Regions from separate parts of the Mus musculus genome. Here region 1 is linked to region 2. Evidence: chromatin loops called from intact Hi-C (ENCODE). Cell type or tissue: gastrocnemius. All regions are shown on one strand. Each heading gives the region's core, and the rest is flanking DNA. Links, peaks and the distances in the headings are about the cores only.

Region 1 (2,906 bases), core at 302-2,801, 56 kb after region 2:
CCGCAAACCCTCAGTGGGAGTCCCTCCTCCGTCCCCCAGTCTTCCCAGGACGGAGTCTCTTACTGCTCCATCCACCAATGGGCTCCCTCACGCTGAGGACAGGACTAACGGGGAGCTGGCGGAGAATGGAGGTGTGCAGCTGGCTGCTACAGAGAAGATGGGCTCCCCTGGTTCAGGTACTGTAGGCACTGGTGCAAAATCCGTTCTCAGAGGGCCCACCATAGGTGGGCATGCTCTTGGATCTACAAAAACTGATAGCAGTCTGAGCCTGGAGGGATAGTCGGGTCATGTGCTCTGGCAGCCGCCCGGAATAAATTTCAGTTTTGTCACATTATCTCCTATCTCACTTAGGTTTAAAATGGGGCGGAGACACCCACGATACCGGCTGTCTATAAGTGTCTAGCCTAGTGTCAGTGAAGGGACGGGATATAGGAAGGTTGGGTGAGGAGCGTTTTGGGGGTTTTGTCAGACCCCAGCTGGAAGGCCTGCTGAACCAATGTCCTTTTCTCACAGATCCACAGAAGAAACTGGTCTGACCGTCATCACTCAACTGGCCCTGCTGACCCATCCCAGGGATACAGTCTCTCAGGGACCCGAGCAGCTCCAAGGAACAGAGGATTTGGCAGACACAACCTAAGACAGGATGCCTGCGGCCTTAATCTCCACAGCCTCCATGTTTATGCAAGCCTGGTGTTGCCCATCCTCCAAGTGACCCCTCCCCTCATGCCTTTGCCTGAAAGGATTCACCTCCAGCAGCCCTTCAGCCTCGGCCTTAGCCTCCACTTGAAGAAGGTAGCTGGAGGGAGGGGGTGGCTGTGCCCCACCCCGGCCCCCAAGGCCACAGCGGTGGGAGGGGAGCAGAATACGCGTTTATTTTGTTTCATGTCTGGAATCATGTTTATTGCAATCTAGAATCAAAGCACTTTGCAAAGTGGCTGCATGTCCATCCTCCAGGGCTCACGAACCCACATTCCAAGAGCCTGTTTACACGGTGGTAGCGCCAGTGCTTGGTAGCCAGCCCCCAGCTGGGACCAGTCTGTCCACTCTGCCAGTCCAGTCCACTCCTTTCCTTAGTTCTCGGAGATGGGCAAGTCTCTCATGCCCACAGGCTCCCCAGGCTGCTGGCAGGAGTGGGGCTGTGGAATTCCAAAGCACAAAAGGTGCAGTCGAGGCTAGCCTTCCTGTGCCTCAACTCACCACCAACCACTCTCCTGCCTTCCAGTTCTGTCAGGTGCTCCTTCTAGGGGACTCATGGTGAGGAGAGAGAAGCCAGAGGAGGCCTGTGGGCACTACACTAAGAAACCAAAAACCAGACTAGGGAGCCATCTGGGATGTTGGCATGTTGGGTACCTGTCCTGTGACACTTGATTGTGCTTGGGTGGATGGGCACAGCCTCAGAGCCAGGAGCTCATGGGATGTGTCCATTTCGGCTTGGCAGGAAATCCTGCCAAGGTGTGGGGAGGGTCTGGCAGGGACTTCCTGGGCAGTGGGCCCAGGCCTATTCCTCAGAATCTTTCTCTGACCTGTCTCCACTCTCCGGTGCATGTCCTTTCTGCAGCTGCCTTTCTGCCAGGTGGAGGGAGCTGAGGGTTTGTGGCCAGGATGGGGAGCCAAAGGCTTATGTTACTACCCCAGGCTCTTCTCTAGAAGAGGGGATAAGCTGTGATCTTTCCAGCAGGCCGGTGGCTATCCCCAGAGAGCAGCCTCTGCTTTCTCTTCCTAGAATCTCATGACTTGTACCACCTCGAGGTGAGCCGGAGTTCCTGTAGGCTCCATGGCTGTGCCTCCTTCAGGGCCACCCTTTGAGTCTTTTCAACGGGGGCTCCAGCCTGGCAAGAGAGCCTGCCAGTAGCTTCTCCACTACCAAGACGGGAGCAGCACGCTACCCCATTACTGACCTTGCTGTCAAGAGCTGGGGAGATGGGGTGGAGTCCAGGCCCCCTAAGCCCTCCTGTTCGGGCTGCTTGTGTTCTCTGTCTTTCCCTGGTCCGTGTGTGATGGGGAGCTGCTGCTGGGAGGGAGGACAATCAAAGTAAGCACTGTTCTGCCCCACGATGCAGGATGCAGGGTCGCCAGGGTCGCTGGAGCTCTTGCCCTGGCTTGGGTTCTTCTCTGTGTTTCCCCACCGGGTGGGCCACAGTACAAAGAAGGAAGGAGAGTCTACAAGAGACATCTCTGTCCTCTGGGGTAAATGAGCTTGACCTTGTGCAAATGGAGAGACCAAAAGCCTCTGATTTTTAATTTGCATAAAAATATTAGAAGAGAGAAATATATATCTATATTTCCTTACTTTGAGTCTTTGATATGTCTCTATAAACAATCCTTTCCCTATGCCTCCTCCTCTGAAGCTTGAGTGAGACACATGACAAAGCTGTGTTTCATTAAAAGGTATTAATTAAATGATTGAAACTTGGCTGTGACTGCTGTTTTCCAGACATCGGCAGCAGGTGATACTGGTAATACGTGGTAACAAGGTTTGAGGAATGCACACCTCATGCTAGCGTGAACCTAATGCTAATGAACCACAGAAGGACCTGGCTGTGGTAGGCAGGCCAGTGCTCTGGCCCACGTGAGATGGTGTCCTGCCTACTGACACAAGCCAAGGGGACACTCGGGATGTCCGTTACTTGTCCCTGCCTGTCTCATCCCAATGTGTGGCTAAAGTCAGTGATCCCAGGTTAGGTAAGCGTAGCAGCTGCCCTGCACTCACACTGTCTCCTGAGATGATGCAGCTCACGAGACTCCGTGCAGAAAGCCTTTTCAGACACTTTATTTGAACTTGACAGTGGCGGTTAGGGATTTGCTTGAGATGCTTTATGGAGTATCTCACATTCTGAAGAAAGCTCCACAGTTTCAGTCCATCTCCATCCTGCTGCTAACACAGCTGGCTTGTTTAGGGAGTGTCC
Region 2 (2,906 bases), core at 86-2,585:
ATTTCTGAGTTCGAGGCCAGCCTGGTCTACAAAGTGAGTTCCAGGACAGCCAGGGCTCTACAGAGAAACCCTGTCTCGAAAAACCAAAAAAAAACAAACAAAAAAAAAAAAAAAAAGAAAGAAAGAAAAAAAAGAAAAGAAAAAAAGAAAAGAAAAACACTCGAAAAATAAACCAAAACCAAAAACAACAACAACAAAAGAAAACAAAAAAGAGTCACACTTGCAGGATTGATAGCACCTAGCATCCGATACCTCCTCCCCCACCCCTGTCTTCTACTTAGGTGTCATTATCCTGGACCCCGGGAGGCTTATGGTCAGGGTGGCGGGAACCACAGACTCGACTCTCTCAAGCATACTCCCCAGGAACTGTATCATGGCCACAGGCAGATTTCTGTACAGATTACAGACAACTCTCTTGAGCTGGGTGGTGGTGGCGTAAGCCTTTGATCCCAGCACTTGGGAGGCAGAGGCAGGCAGATTTCTGAGTTCGAGGCCACCTGGTCTACAGTGTGAGTTCCAGGACAGCCAGGGCGATACAGAGAAACCTGTCTCGAAAAAAAAACAAAAACAAAAACAAACAAACAAAGCAACCAACCAGACAACTCTCTTGATAGATCACTTAATCTCCCTCGAGGTCAGGTTTTGCTTCCTTTTTTCTTTCTTTTTTGTCCTTGGAACTCACTTTGTAGACCAGGCTGGCCTCGAACTCAGAAATCTGCCTGCCTCTGCCTCCTGAGTGCTGAGATTAAAGGCGTGTGCCACCATTCCTGGCTCAGGTTTTGCTTCTATGTTAGATGTGTATGTTAAATGGAAAAACAGCTGGGTGGTGCACGGCTTTAGCCTCAGTGCCTGAGAGGTAGAGGCAGGCAGATCTCTGTGAGTTGAAGGCCTGGTCTACAGAGAGAGTTCCAGGACAGCCAAGGCTACACAGAGAAACCCTGTCTCAAAAAAACCAAACCAAACAATCAAAATCTCAGAAATAAAGGGGGAGAGGGGATACTGACCTCTTTTCGTAGTTTACAAGAGACGATGTTATTCCCTGCCTTTCCTTTGTCCTCCTTGCTCCCACTGTTGTGTACCATGATTCAGCTGATTGTCTAACAAGGCACCAGGTGAGTGAGCGAGTCACCCGCGGCGTCCACAGATTAACTCGCCTGCGATGTCTAGCGCAGCCTACAGGGGACGCCACACAGACCTCACCTTTCCCACTCAGGCGCCTGCCACAGCAGGACGTGTGTTTCCTTTAGTGACCGCGCGGGGGCGCACCGGACTTGTCTTTTCTGAACCGACTGTGCAAATAGCCTGGAGGGAGGAGCCTGGTCATCAAAGCAGTAATTAGTAATAAAGAGGCCTGGGATATCACTCAGTGGGCAGAGTGCTTATCTAACATGCAAGAGGCTGTATAGTGTGCGTCCAATTCCAGCATTCGGTTGAGGCAGGAAGATGACTTGTTCGAGGTCATCCTTAGTTCCATAGCTGAGCTAGATAGAAGCCAGCTTGGGTTACATAGGACGTTGTGTTAACACACACACACACACACACACACACACACACACACACACACACACACACATACACACGAATGATTAGAAATTAATGAGGGCTATGTAGCTCTGTATACATGAGATCCTATGTCCAATCCCCAGTACCACAATAAATAAATAAGTAAACACACAATAGCAATAGCTCCACCCGTTTGAAAGGAACACTGGAAAGCCATGGGTGTGGACGCCAGGGAAAGAGCCAGGCATTAGACTCAGGAGACTGGAGTATAAAGCCAGCCTCCTCACCCTCCTGTGTCTCTGGACTCTTGGGACTGTATTTCCTGGGCTTTAACATGGAGAATGCAATCCTATAGCTTAGGAGGGATACAGGGATCCCTAGAGAACAGCCCGGCAGTCTTTGCGGTTCTTACCTGGACCCCGAGTGGAAAGCTGAAGTTAAATCTCGTTTCCTGGTGAGGGTGACAGGGACCTTCTCTCAGACTCTGTGGGACTCCCACCCAGCTGCTTAGTTCTAAAACAGACATCGGCAGGCCACCATAGGCAGACCCCCAACTCAGCAGTTTCTTCTGTCCTTCTTGGAGTGTCCCTTCTGACAGTCCCGTAGGCTGCTCTAGACGCCGCGGCGGTGCCTCTGTTCCCAGTGCACATATGATCTGTACGTTTCTTCGTCCCTCTTCCACTCCCACATTCTCCTCACTTGAAGCTCTGCCTCCTGCTGGAGTCCATCCACTTCCTCTAGATTTTTGTTGTAAAAAAAAACAAAAAACAAAACAAAAAAATATGGTTTTTTGAGACAGTCTTTCACTATGCAGCTCTGGCTATCCTAGAACTCACTATTCAAACCAGGCTGGCCTCAAACTCACAGAGATCAGACTGCCTCTGCCTCCTGAGTACTAGGATTAAAGGTGTGTGCCATTACAGCTGGCTTTGTTTTTGTAGTTTTTTTATTTTGTGAGACAAAGTCTCACTGTGTACCCCTGGCTAGCCTGGAACTCTGTGTAGACCAGGCTGCCCTCAGATTCACCAAGGTCATCCTGCCTATGCCTCCCAAGTGTCTGTATTAGTCATGAGCCTCCTAAATTTTTTTTTAAGATTTTTTTTTTTTTTTTTTTTTTGGTTTTTCGAGACAGGGTTTCTCTGTGTAGCCCTGGCTATTCTGGAACTCACTTTGTAGACCAGGCTGGCCTCAAACTCAGAAATCCTCCTGCCTCTGCCTCCCAAGTGCTGGGATTAAAGGCATGTGCCACCATGCCTGGCCAATTTATTTATTATATGTAAGTACACTGTAGCTGTCTTCAGACACCCCGGAAGAAGGCATCAGATCTCATTATGAGTGGTTGTGAGCCACCATGTAGTTGCTGGGATTTGAACTCAGGACCTTCAGAAGAGCAGTCAACCACT

Evidence for each region. Peaks named below come from ENCODE experiments on the same cell type or tissue, not always from the same donor. Only the 100,000 strongest peaks of a DNase experiment are listed, where the experiment ranks them.
Region 1: a loop joins it to region 2, with 4 times the contacts of the local background. A loop is called at or near these places in 33 of 42 quality-filtered maps.

Annotation. Positions count from the first base shown.
Region 1 is chr4:129,219,085-129,221,990 of GRCm38, reverse strand. It overlaps Yars (tyrosyl-tRNA synthetase), which reads right to left. Exons shown (of 13, transcript NM_134151.5): 13 at 2,751-2,906. It overlaps C77080 (expressed sequence C77080), which reads left to right. Exons shown (of 7, transcript NM_001033189.3): 6 at 1-176; 7 at 514-2,413. The coding sequence ends at 536. Among named protein-coding and RNA genes, the nearest start is that of Gm12976, 19 kb to the left of the region's middle. In gastrocnemius, for the core only: no CTCF peak of the experiment used is centred there; DNase peaks (open chromatin) are centred at 1,087 and 1,447.
Region 2 is chr4:129,274,989-129,277,894 of GRCm38, reverse strand. Gm12976 (a long non-coding RNA gene) reads right to left here. Exons shown (of 3, transcript XR_868184.3): 2 at 1,005-2,240. Among named protein-coding and RNA genes, the nearest start is that of Sync, 11 kb to the left of the region's middle. In gastrocnemius, for the core only: no CTCF peak of the experiment used is centred there; a DNase peak (open chromatin) is centred at 1,247.